Linked DNA regions of Homo sapiens: region 1 is linked to region 2. The links are chromatin contacts, found by Hi-C in ENCODE. All regions are on one chromosome and are shown on one strand. The core of a region is the stretch at or near the end of the contact, and the rest is flanking DNA. Distances in the headings are between cores, read along the strand shown.

Region 1 (6,198 bases), core at 3,525-6,024, 99 kb before region 2:
ATTTCTAAAGCCCATTCAAGCCGGGGCCCAGCAGCCCTGGTGAGCTGAGAAAACAAATTTGAATGTCAAATTGCTGCCCTGCCCATTGCATGCACACACAATCTCTCTGGCCCCCAGGGACTCCAAGGGCCCTCCAACAGTGAGGAGATCCAGGAGGCAAGCACAGCCCTGCAAGACCGTGCTCTGAGGAGGAGGAGGCTCATCAGAATCAATGGCAAGTGCCACTCACACCTGTCCTTTCAGGAGGCACTGAACTACTTCTATGTAACAGCCATCAGAGCGTCACTGGGTCCCACGCACGAACCAGCTTTAATCAGGGGTGCTTATGCAAGTTGCACCCCCGTATGCCCTGAGGAGCTCTTACCACCTCATCTCTTTAATCTGGACCTCTCAGGGTGGGTCCCAGCCTCCTGCAGAATCCCCAGGTTCTTCTAACAGGTGCCTGGGGAGGCCCCGGACTCTGACCTCTCGCCTATTCTCTGTTCACCCTCCCTCCTCGGTGTCACATCCAGGACAGTGGCAGACACGCCATGGCTAAGACAATGACTCCCAATTTTGATTTCCAGCCTGGACCACCTGCTGACCTCCAGCTCAGGGCCCACCACCTTCTCAGCAGCGCCAGGCGGGCCTATCATCACATATTAATCTTAACGCATCTGCACCGCCTGCAACGGTGTCCCCCAGAATTCATGTTCATCCAGAACCTCAGAATGTGACCTTATCTGGAAATAGGGGCTTTGCAGATGGAATTAGTTCAGATGAGGTCATATAGGATTAGGTTATGCACTAAATCCAATGACTGGTATCCTTATAGGAGAAAGAAGAGACTCCGAGACACAAGGAGAAGGCTGTGTGAAGACGGTGGCAGGGATTAGAGCGATGCCACCGCAGGCCAAGGAGCTCCAAGGATCTCTGGTGCCCACAGAAGCTGGAAGAGAGGCTGGAACGGATTCTCCCTCAGAGCCTCCGGACGGAAACAGCCCTGCCCACACCTTGATTTGGGATTTAAATTTCTGCTGCTTTAAGCCACCCAATTTTCAGGAATTAGCTAAGCAGTCTTGCAGACAAATGCAACGTCGAAAGCAGGACTCAGAATTTTCTCCCTCATACCTGCTCTTCCCCCATCTCCCATCTCCACAGGTGCACCCTCCGTGCCCCTCACTGCTCAGGCTGAAATCTTTGCAGCCTGCCTGCCTGCCTTCCTCCCTCCCTCCATTCCTTCCCTTCTATCTTTTTTTCTTTCTGTCTTCTTTCTTGAAGGGATCTCACTCTGTCGCCCAGCCTGGAGGGCGGTGGCATGATCATGGCTCACTGCAGCCTCCACCTCCTGGGCTCAAGTGAAAGCAACAAAGGGCTGGAGGTGGTGGGGACGGGAGAGACTTGGGCATCTGCTGGCCTGGAAGAGGGCAGGACAGGAGCTTAGAGGCTGGAGACTCGGCTGCCCAGGTGCATGTCTAGTCACACTCATTCACCTCCTAGCCCTCTGGAGTTTCTGGTTCTCCAACCTCTCTGCCAGTCTGATGACCCCACGTCATCACATATCACCAACTCTTACCTGATAATCAGCCACCCACCCAAAAGCACACTTTTTTTTTAAGACAGAGTCTCGCTCTGTTGCCCAGGCTGGAATGCAGTGGTGAGATCTCGGCTCACTGCAACCTCTGTTTCCTGGGTTCAAGCGATTTTCCTGCCTCAGCCTCCCGAGTAGCTGGGACTATAGGCATGCGCCACCATGCCTGGCTAATTTTTGCATTTTTAGTAGAGATGGGGTTTCACCGTGTTGGCCAGGCTGGTCTCGAACTCCTGACCTCAAGTGATCCGCCCGCCTAGGCCTCCCAAAGTGTTGGGATTACAGGCGTGAGCCACTGCAACCAACTTTTTTTTTTTTTTTTTTTTTTTTTTTTAAGATACAGTCTTGCTCTGTGGCCCAGGCTGGAGTGCAATGGCGCCATCACGGCTCACTACGGCCTTGACCTTCTGGACTCAAGTGATCCTCCCACCTCAGCCTCCCGAGTAGCTGGGACTATAGGTGCAGACTACCACGCCTGCCTAATTTTTTCTTTTTTTGTAGAAACGGGGTCTCACTATGTTGCCCAGGCTTCGCTCAAACTCCTGGGCTCAAGCAATTCTCCCACTTCAGCCTCCCAAAGTGCTGGGATTATAGGCATGACCCACTGCACCCAGCTACTTTAAGTTTTTTTGTAGAGATTGGGTCTCACTATGTTGCCCAGGCTGGACAGTCATTTTAACTCCACCAGGTGTCCTGCCTTCCACAGGCATTCCTTTGTCAAAGTCAGAATCAAGCCCTGAGGTTGTACCATCACATCACCCTGCACCTGGTCACTTCTCACAGCCTCCCGCCCTCGTCATGTGAAGCCACTGACACCTCTCTCCTCCTCACCTCCTCCCTCTTTCTGCCCTTACACCCTAGTCTTTATTTATTTATTAAGACAGAGTTTCACTCCTTTTGCCCAGGCTAGAGTGCAATGGCATGATCTCTGCTCACTGCAACCTCCGCCTCCTGAGTTCAAGCGATTCTCCTGCCTCAGCCTCTCAAGTAACTGGGATTACAGGCACACACCACCATGCCCGGCCCCACTCTACCACTCTAGTCTTTAAAACACAAGGCAGAACAATCTCATGGGCCCCGTTGTCCCCCGTCTCACTCAGTCAAGTCCAAAGCCCTCAACAGTGCGGCACAGGCCCATCCCGGCCCGACCATCCCTCCCCACGACAGCCCCTCCAACCTCATCCCGCCACACTCCTTCTTGTTCACTGCCCTGCAGCCACACTGGCCACCCTGCTGCCGCCCCTGCCTCAAGGCCTTTGCACTGGTTGTTCCCTCTGTTTGGCACATCCTGCGCCCAGGGCCTGGCTCATTCTCTCCATTCAGATGTCTGCTCAAATGTCACCTCCCCAGAGGCCTTCTCTGACCACCCTGCCTAAGGCAGGCTCCTGTCCCATCCTCCTCCTGCCCTTTACCCGGTTTAACTGTCTCTGGCGTCCTTCCACCTGACATAGCATAGACAGCACGTGCTTGTGGGTTTATTCCCGGCATGGCTGTGCAGATGGCCCAGCAACTGGCCTGAGAAGGCTTCAATAAACACTGGCTGAACAAATGAAAGAGTAGGTGAATGAATGATTGAGTGAACGAGTAAGCAGATGAAGACCCATCCTGAAGACTCATCCAACCCTAATTGCTCATGAGTGTTGCCAAGTTGCCGCTCTTGTGAGGGGCAGATAAGAATGTGGTTTCCAAAGTTCCGGTTCCTCTTGAGCAGCGGAAGCGCTCCCCTGTGACCTCTGCAGTGGGAACAGCAGCATCCCCTCTCATAGCCCCGCAAAGACAAGGCTCCTGGGCCTCCTTCTAAGGGGCAGCAGGACTCGGGGTGCCTGGGGAGGTCAGGCCTGCATCCCAACACCAGCACTGTCCCCATGGGCTGTGCGGGCCCGGGCTGGTTACCTGACCTCTCTGTGCCTTGGTGTTCTTATCTACAAGATGGGTACAAAGAGGATTTACGTGGCTGCAGGGCTGTTGTGAGAACTGAATACACTCATACGCAGCCAGGCTGAGAATGGTCCCCCGTGAGTGCTCAGTAAGCAAGAGCAAGCATCACCACGTGGCACCATGGAGAAGGGTGGTCTTCCATTATCTCCTTCTCTTTCTTGGGGCAAGGCGAGGCATGTGATTGTCCCCATCTGGAGCTTGGCCAAGCCAGAGCAGGGGATGTGACAGAGCCCTCAGCATGGTGACATCCCGGAGTTTTGACTATGGGGCTGCAATAGCCACAAGTGCACTGGTGTGCCATGCGGATGTTTCACCTTCGGGGTCTGCCTGGGATGAGCTGCCATCCCCCCTTCTTTGCTGCTGAGGCAGTCAGACCTGAATTGTCTCCACCCCACTGCCAGCTTCACTGAGGAGGAAAGAGAAAGAAAAGGAATGCCGAGGCCCCCAGACAGGAGGCCAAAGATACACAGCCCTCTGGGAAAGGGGGAGGTGGATGCCCAGAGGTGAGGAGTGCTGGCCTGGGGGACTCCTTCGGGGGGCTCCGGGGCTGGCTAGCTGCGGGTGCTGGGCCCAGCCCTGGGCTTGTGTGCCCATAGGGACTGTACCTTCCACATGAGGGGACGTGACCAAGCGGCTGCAACCACACACCTCCCGGCCGGGGCTCGACAGAGCAAGAGGGTCATGAGTATTTCTCACAGAAGGTGAAGTGTGCAGACACAGTGCCATCTGTGGCCTGCACGCTCTCCGGGCCCCTCCAAGCCACCCCCTCCGTCCTTTCTCAGGCCGGGTCCACCCTAGAAACCCAGTGTGTTGGCAGCAGTTTGCCCCAGATGGTCCCTGCTGCTCCCAGCACCTCAGCTCACCCGGCCATGCCCCAGCCTCCAGTGCACTTCATCACCTGCCCTAGAAGCAAGATGCTGAGACCTCGAAGACTGCACTCAGACCCTCAGAGCAAAATATTCGCAACTAATGTGCCAGCAAATTTCCCAAAGCCAAGTAAAACTTAGGATCCAGCAACCCTCCAGTGAGTCCCGAGCAAGGGGCTCGATGATGTGGTTTTGCTCTCCCTCTCCTCAGGCCACTCTGGGCAGGCAGTTTGTCACCGGGAGAGATGACTGCCCCCCCTCACTGGAGCAGGACTGGTGACCACACTGGCAGCCAGATGTTGGCCCAGCGTCGTAAATGATGCAGGACGGCTTATCGGCCACAGGAAGCCAGAGAGCCAGGCTGCAGCCACACAGAGTGAAGAAACAGGCTTGTGGGAGAGGAAGCTGCCCAGCCTCGGTTATGCAAAGTATACGGGGGTGCGGGGTGGGGAGCGGGGGGGCTCTTCCTCTATTACATAATTATCTCTGCATCCCTGCTGGAGGGAGGCTTGCACCTCAGCTGCACTTCCGAGTCACTTGGGGTGTCGAGTGCCACCCTAGGGATTCTGGCACAGTTGGTCTGCAGCATGACCTGGGCAGGAGGGTTTTTTAAAGCCCTCTGGATGATTCTAGGAGCAGCCAATGTTATAAACACAGGCTCCAGATTTAGAACACAGGCTCAGGTTCAGGAGCAGAGCTTCAGCCTACAGGTCCTGAGGGATCCCACCCAACTGCGAGGATCACAGAGACTAAGCTGTGAATAGTGCCCTGGAGTTGTGCAGTTTACAGCCTGTGCAACTGGACACAGCCGACCTGATGGGGGGCAGGGGAGAAAGTGAGCATCCAAACTACTTTGTTGGTGAAGAATGACATGGAGGTGCAGGTTCAGACCCCAGTGCTGCCACCTGTTCAGGGAATTTGTACTCGGTGCCTCCTGTGTACGGGCACTATGTACCCAACCTGAGTCATGCAGATGATATTTATGGGAGGGAGACAGAGAGAAAACAAATAATCCCGCACACAAATATATAATGACACATTTAGTAAAAACAGGCGGCAGGAAAGAGCAAGGGAAGTGTGGTGGGCAGAATAATGCCCTCACCCCAGTCTTAGAACCTGTAACTACTCTAGGCTGCTCGGCGAAGGGGAATTTGGGCAGCAGATGGAACAGAGGTTGTGAATCAGCTGGCCTGGAGATGGGGAGATCATCCTGGACCATTGGAGAGGGCCCAGTGTCCTCACAGGAACCCTTCAAAGTGCAAGAGGGAATGGGAAGAGGGGCGGCAGAGGGAAGACTCACCCCGAGGCTGCTGCCTTGGAAAGGGAGGAACCGAGGACCTGAATCCTGCCAACCACCCCAATGAGCGGGAAACAGGTGCTCCTTTGAGCTTCCAGAAAGGGGCACAGTCTGCTGACACCTTGACTTGGGCTCACTGAGACCCTGGACAGAGGGTCAGTGGAGCCCACCCAGACGCCTGACTTAAGGAGCAGGTGAACTAATCAAGAGGTACTTCAGGCCATGGCACTGGGGGTCACGTGTGATACTAGCAAACAGAAAACACACAGTCAAAGCCTCAAGCGAGAGTATGGTCTAGTTTGGGGGTAAGAGAAGCCTTCCTGAAGAAATGGCATTTGGGGTAAGACCAAGAGGAAGAAGAGAAATGAACTTGGCAAAGTAGGGAGGCAGAGAGAAAAAAGCGGGCCAGGGCCCTGGGCAGGAAGAAACCCACTGTGAGCAAGGGAGGGAGAGAAGTCCAGTGCGAGGCACTATTGCACGCTACCAGCCTCAGCTTCCTTGCCTGTGAAATGGGATTATAACAGCAT
Region 2 (6,560 bases), core at 1,144-3,643:
CAGTAAACAAGATCGCAGGTCCCCGTGCTTTCAGGTTTCCACCTAGTGGGCATTCACTTTCCTACTAATTTCTACATTCTAGTTTAGGTCAGCATCCGCATGAAACTACCTAGAACAACCAGTCCGGGAAGCGAATCAGCAATTTCTTCGTAAAAGTTTTAAAAAGGTCGGGCATCGTGTTTTGGACATTTACCCAGCAAGAACCTCTCCCACCCTGGGTTTTTTCTTGAATATCATAATCTAACAGGCCCACCAGGGTTTGGTCAGGGCCTCTTGCCACTCAGGAGTTGGGACTCTAATCTCACCAGTCTTCATTTTCCTGCTCTGCAAACATAGAGAACATTAACACATTCTCCAGGGCTGCTCTGGGGATCAAATCAGATTATGTAGAAAATGCAGTATCTAGTTCATAGTGGGTACAATAAACGACTTTTCCCTTCTTTTTTCCTTCCAACTCCCCGAGGAGTTACGTACACTGAAACCACATTTCAATCCTACTACCTGTTACGCTGAAAAGTCCTCCATACCAGTCACCTCTCCAAAGGGAGCCAAATGGCTGAGTGACATCCTTGCTAACAAGACAACACAGAACGGAGAAACTGCAAGGAATTTGGGGAAGGCATTTGAGTTTCCTCAGCTTCATGAAAAATAAGTGCAGAACAAAAGGTCAGAGCAACAGCTACAAGCACATGTACATTTTAGTGAACGTGAGGGGATGTGGTCCTTGCCGGCCACACTTCTGCCCTCAAATGCAGAGGTACTTGAAACACCAGTTGGCTGTATGAACGAACAAAGGCATGACAAGGCTTCTGCAATCAGTCCAGGTGCTGGTTACACGGCTTTGGACGGGTCACTTAACCTTGATTTTCTCATCTGTAAAACAGAGACACTAATATCTACTTCACAGAGTTATGAGAACTAAATGAAGCCACACACACACACTGCCTAAAGCACTACAGGTTCTTAATAAATATTACTTTCACTCTATTCCTCTACCTCAACCTTCAAGTTGGGAGAGAACATTTCTGCCATTAGGGATGAACTTAGGAAAAAGAACATGGTAGGTGAGAATCGTTCGTGTTAGTCAGTGTGGACCACACCTTATGCTGAGCACTGGGAAGCTTCCAAAGTTCAGAAGGCACAGTCATCTGTGGGACCCACCTAATCTCTTCCCGCTCTCTCCCGCCTTGCTGCACCCCAGCCCTCCTAGCTCTGCTGGCTTCCTTTCTCCGCTGAACACAACAAGCTCATCCCTGCCTTGGAGCAAACCTAGTGCTGTTCCTTCAGCTTGGGATGATTTGCTTCTCCCTCCCCACAGCTACCTCCGTTTGAATCTTCATATCCCAGTTCAAAAGTTGCCTCCTCCGAACTTCTTGGGGTGATGAAAATGTCCCAAATTTGAACTTGCCATGTTTACGCAACTGCATAAAATTTCCAAACTCACAATATACACTTTCAATGGTTGAAATTAATGTTATTTTATACTTCAATAAAGCTGTCACACGTATTCTTTTTTAAAGTCACCTCCTCAGACGCTTCTTTGCCAACTTTAACATATCTAATCTTCCATCACATCCCCTGGAATTTCTTGTTTACACTCAAAATCTCTTCCCCCCCAGAATGCTGGCTCCAAGAGGGCAGCCACTTGCCTGGATTCTTCCCTTAATGCATACTGGGTCCCACAGTACAATGCCTGGCCCAGGGCGGCTGGTGTTTAATACTACTTGCCTGGAGAAGTACTGCCTGTACGGTGGCACCTATATACGTATACAATAAATACTTGGCGGGCTAAGACAGAAACAGACTTAGTTTCAGAGACTGGTAACTGCTACGAAAGAAATGGAGCAGGTTGACGTGGAAGAGGCTAAAAGGGGACGCCCTTCTGCAAAGCGGCCAGGGAAAGCTTCTCCCAGGAGCTGACATGTATCTGACGAGACGCCAGACGTGTAAGGGGGAGGGACAGAGGCGACACACACTGCATTAACGCAATGTGACCCTTCCCAGAGGCTCAGTTCCCCCACAAGAGAAACGATGGATTAGGCCCTAGGTGACCCCTAAGGCCATTTCCAGCTCTGACCTCGCTTCCAGGGCCCAGTAACGAAGCTTAGTCAACAGTCCCGCTCGCGCCCCAGCATCCCGCAGAAGCGCGCTCCCGGGAGGCAACTCGGCCTCTGCGGGAGCCATGGCGGCGGTTAACGACGGGACGCGCGCGGCACGGGGCCTACCTGGGGGTCTCGCCCCGGCGGAAAGCGGCGGCCGGGAGCAGAAGGGTCTGAGGAGTTTGCGAACCTGCTCTGGCGCGAAGGACGAGGGCCAGGAGCGCGGACAGAAATCCCAGGAGCCCGAAGCCTCCTTAAGCCTGCGGTAGAAACTGCCCTGACTACCGCGGAAACAACGCGCGTGCGCCCTGGAGCCACTTCCTGCGTCGCCCGGAAATCGTCGAAGAAAAAGGCTCCTTTTCCCGCAAGGCGACAGCACATGCGCAAAAACGCTTTACACCAGCAGTTTGCGAATTGGTCCAAAGTTGATGTAGCCGCTGCAAGTTACTAAGCGACTGCTTTTATAAATCCGCAACTGGCCAGGCGCGGTGGCTCACGCCTGTAATCCCAGCACTTTGGGAGGCCGAGGCGGGCTGATCACCTGGGGTCAGGAGTTCAAGACAAGTCTGGCCAACATCGTGAACCGCCCCGCCCCCCGCCCCCCCCGCCCCCCCGCGCCGCCCCCCCCCGCCCCCCGCCCCCGTCCCCCCGCCCCCCCCGCCCCCCCCGCCCCCCGTCCCCCCGCCCCCCCGCCCCCCCGTCCCCCCGTCAGTACTAAAAATACAAAAATTAGCCGGGCATGGTGGCGGGTGCCTGTAATCCCAGCTGCTTGGGAGGCTAAGGCAGGAGAATCGCTTGAACCCAGGAGGTGGAGGTTGCAGTGAGCCGAGACCATGCCATTGCACTCCAGTCTGGACAACAAGAGCGAAACTCCATCTCAAATCAGTCAATCAATCCGCAACTAGGGCTAGTGCAAGGTAGCTAGCTGTTTTCTCTTGTGAATTAATTATTGCATTTATCATGTATAAACATCTAAAAGATTCTGATTGCTTCCAATTCACGTCCAAGGCCAACCTCCGAGAAGCTGCTCTAACGCTGCCTCCGAACAAGGCGAGGTCGGCCGCGGGTTTCCCGCCCTGGCCTCTCCCTGTTTGCCCACTGGGGTACCCTGAGCCCACCTCGGGGCTCTTTGGGCCTCAGTTTCCTGCTGCATGGTGGGGAAAATGATGCCAGGGCTGTTCCTAATTAGGGTCAAGTGAAATCATACGTGAACTACTCTTACTAATAGAACTGTCTGTAGAAATGTTAAGGGATTCTTATTACTCACACACGCCCACTCCAAATATTTCAGTTGGTTGTTTCCTCCCAACCCCTACTTTTAGGAGCATCTGAAGAAGGAAGTGAAGGAAAAGACAGATCACAAGGAAGGGATTTCGTGAGGTTATGTAGCTACCCTGGATTCTCTCCTTCACTACTCAGTGTGGTCTGCGTGCCTTGACCTTCTTAAGGAGGTTTAGGATCTGGGGTATCTTTTTATAAAATGCAGATTCAGTAGGTCTACGATGGGCCTAAAAATCCACATTTCTACCAAATTCCCAGCAGAGGTTGCTGGGCCGTGAACCAGAGTTAAGTACCAAGGCTGTAGATCATTTGGAATCCTGGGCAGCTTTTTAAAAACTGTGATGTTTACACTGCACCCTTAGAGATTCTGATTTAGTACGCCTGGGCTAGAAAAGAGGAAATTAATATTTTTTAAAAGCTCCCCAGGTGATTCTAAGATGCAGCCAAGACTGAGAACCTCTAGTCTAGACGATGATGGTAATAATAGCTCTTTTGAGCATCACCCTATGCTAAGCGCTTTAGATGCTCCATCTCCTGTAGTTTCCAGACCAGCCCTAAAAGATAGGTATTGTGATTATCTCCATTTTATAGATATGGAAAATGAAGCTGACAGAGGTGATGTTGTGTCCGGAATTGGTGGGTTCTTGGTCTCACTGACTTCAAGAATGAAGCTGCGGAGCCTCGCGGTGAGTGTTACAGTTCTTAAAAGCAGCGCATCCGGAGTCTGTTCCTTCTGATGTTAAGATGTGTTTGGAGTTTCTTCCTTCTGGTGGTTTATGGCCTCGCTGGCTCAGAAGCGAAGCTGCAGACCTTCGGGCAGTGAGTGTTACAGCTCTTAAGGCGACGCATCTGGAGTTGTTCCTTCCTCCCGGCGGGCTCGTGGTCTCGCTGGCTTCAGGAGTAAAGCTGCAGACCTTTGCGGTGAGTGTTACAGCTCATAAAGACGACGTGGTCCCAAAAAGCGAAAGAACAAACCTCCCACACCGTGGAAGGTGCCCCGAGCAGATTGCCACTACTAGCTCCGGCAGCCTGCTTTTATTCTCTTATCTGGCCCCACCCACATCCTGCTGATTGGTAGAGCCCAGTGGTCTGTTTTGACAGGTCGCTGATTGGTGCCTTTACAATCCCTCAGCTAGACACAAAGGTTCTCCAAGGCCCCACCAGAGTAGCCAGATACAGAGTGTCCATTGGTGCATTTACAAACCCTGAGCTAGACACAGGGTGCTGATTGGTGTGTTTACAAACCTTGAGCTAGATACAGAGTGCTGATTGGTGTATTTACAATCCCTGAGCTAGACATAAAGATTCTCCAAGGCCGCATCAGAGTAGCTAGATACAGAGTGTCGATTGGTGTATTTACAATCCCTGAGCTAGACATAAAGGTTCTCCACCTCCCCACCAGACTCAGGAGCCCAGCTGGCTTCACCCAGTGGATCCCGCACCGGGGCTGCAGGTGGAGCTGCCCACCAGTCCCAGGCCGTGCGCTCGCGCTCCTCAGCCCTTGGGTGGTCCGTGGGACTGGGCGCCGTGGAGCGGGGGTGGCACTCGCGTCGGGGAGGCTCGGGCAGCACAGGAGCCCATGGAGGGGGTGGGAGGCTCAGGCATGGCAGGCTGCAGGTCCCGAGCCCTGCCCTGCGGGAAGGCAGCTAAGGCCCGGTGAGAAATAGAGCGCAGCGCTGGTGGGCTGGCACTGCTGGGGGACCCAGTACACCCTTCGCAGCCGCTGGCCCGGGTGCCAAGCCCCTCATTGCCAGGGGCCAGCAGGGCCGGCCGGCTGCTCCGAGTGCGGGGCCCGCCAAGCCCACGCCCACCCGGAACTCCAGCTGGCCCGCAAGCGCCGCGCGCAGCCCCGGTTCCCGCTCGCGCCTCTCCCTCCACCCCTCCCTGCAAGCTGAGGGAGCGGGCTTCGGCCTTGGCCAGCCCAGAAACGGGGTCCCACAGTGCAGCGGTGGGCTGAAGGGCTCCTCAAGTGCCGCCAAAGTGGGAGCCCAGGCAGAGGATGCCCCGAGAGCGAGCGAGGGCTGTGAGGACTGCCAGCACGCTGTCATCTCTCAATGTGACTTACCAGAGCTCACACAACTGATACAGAGTAGGTCCATGATGTCTGTCCTGTGCCTGACCCTCCTACCAGCAAAGCTTTGGACTCATCTCTGAGAAGTGCTTCAACTACATTTTCTTATCCTTTTTCAATGGAACTCCTCTTACTATCTTTCCTTTAAACTCTCAAAAGCCCTCCCAAAGCTCTCTCAGGGTTTCGAGGCATATTCTGCCTCATTAAATAGTGTATTTGTCTTGTCTAGATTCCTAGATTTAAAACTTGTATCTACTTCCATGTATATGCTTTGCAGCACCAAGCAGAGTATCTTACATGTGTTCGTTATTAATACTTGTTGCATTTTATGTTTCAACGCCCAATGTATCTTCCAGAAGCCTCTATTATGATACAGATTCCTCTATAATCCTGGTTATTCAGCATGCTCTATAAACTCTTCCCGCTGTTTAGGATTATGTAGTTGACAAACTGCTTTTGCATATACCATCAGTGGAACCACTGAGGAGCAGTATGCTCGCCCAAATATTATAGCTGATATTCCAAGACTCTTGTTAAATGGATAATCTCATTTAATCCTCACCATGACCCTACCAAGTCATTATTATTGTTGTTATGCCCATTTTATGGTTGATGAAACTGAGATCAGGTTGTAACTTGTCCCAGCCATAGAGGCAAGGAGTAGACGTAGAATTGGAATGCAAGCAGCCTGCCCCAAAACCTAACTCTACACTTCCACAGGTGGCAGATTATGCTGATTTATGTTTTGCCTCCTAGAAACAAAAAGGGAGAACGGTATTTTATTTTATTTTTTTTTGAGATGGACTCTCGCCCTGTCGCCCAGGCTGGAGTGAGTGCAGTGGCGCGACCTCGGCTCGGTGTAACCTCTGCCTCTAGGGCTCAAGCGATTATCCTGCCTCAGCCTCTCCAGTAACTGGGATTACGGGTGCACACCACCATGCCTGGCTAATTTTTGTATCTTTCGTAGAGACGGGGTTTCACTATGTTGGTCAGGCTGGTCTTGAACTCCTGACCTTGTGATCCGCCCACCTTGGCCTCCCAAAGTGCTGGGATTACAGGCGTGAGCTACCGTGCTCTGCGAGATCAGTAAGATTTTATCCCTGGGTATG

What was found. A loop is a pair of places that touch in the nucleus more often than their neighbours do. Pooled maps may share reads with other maps.
Region 1: a loop to region 2 is called in a pooled map, with 4 times the contacts of the local background. The contact joins the enhancer-like site here to the promoter of RAE1 in region 2. A Hi-C loop is called at or near these places in 3 of 50 pooled maps.

What each region holds. Positions count from the first base shown.
Region 1 is chr20:57,449,132-57,455,329 of GRCh38, reverse strand. No RefSeq gene overlaps it. Among named protein-coding and RNA genes, the nearest start is that of RBM38-AS1, 59 kb to the right of the region's middle. RefSeq lists enhancers at 2,984-3,173, 2,790-3,290, 3,164-3,308, 3,350-3,849, 4,354-4,643 and 1 more and a cis regulatory region at 3,228-3,245. Within about 2 kb of position 4,774, at least 9 of the 41 ENCODE cell types and tissues checked have a DNase peak (open chromatin) inside an H3K27ac peak, as active enhancers do.
Region 2 is chr20:57,347,088-57,353,647 of GRCh38, reverse strand. It overlaps RAE1 (ribonucleic acid export 1), which reads right to left and starts at 2,393. Exons shown (of 12, transcript NM_003610.4): 1 at 2,226-2,393. RefSeq lists enhancers at 1,924-2,003, 2,194-2,762.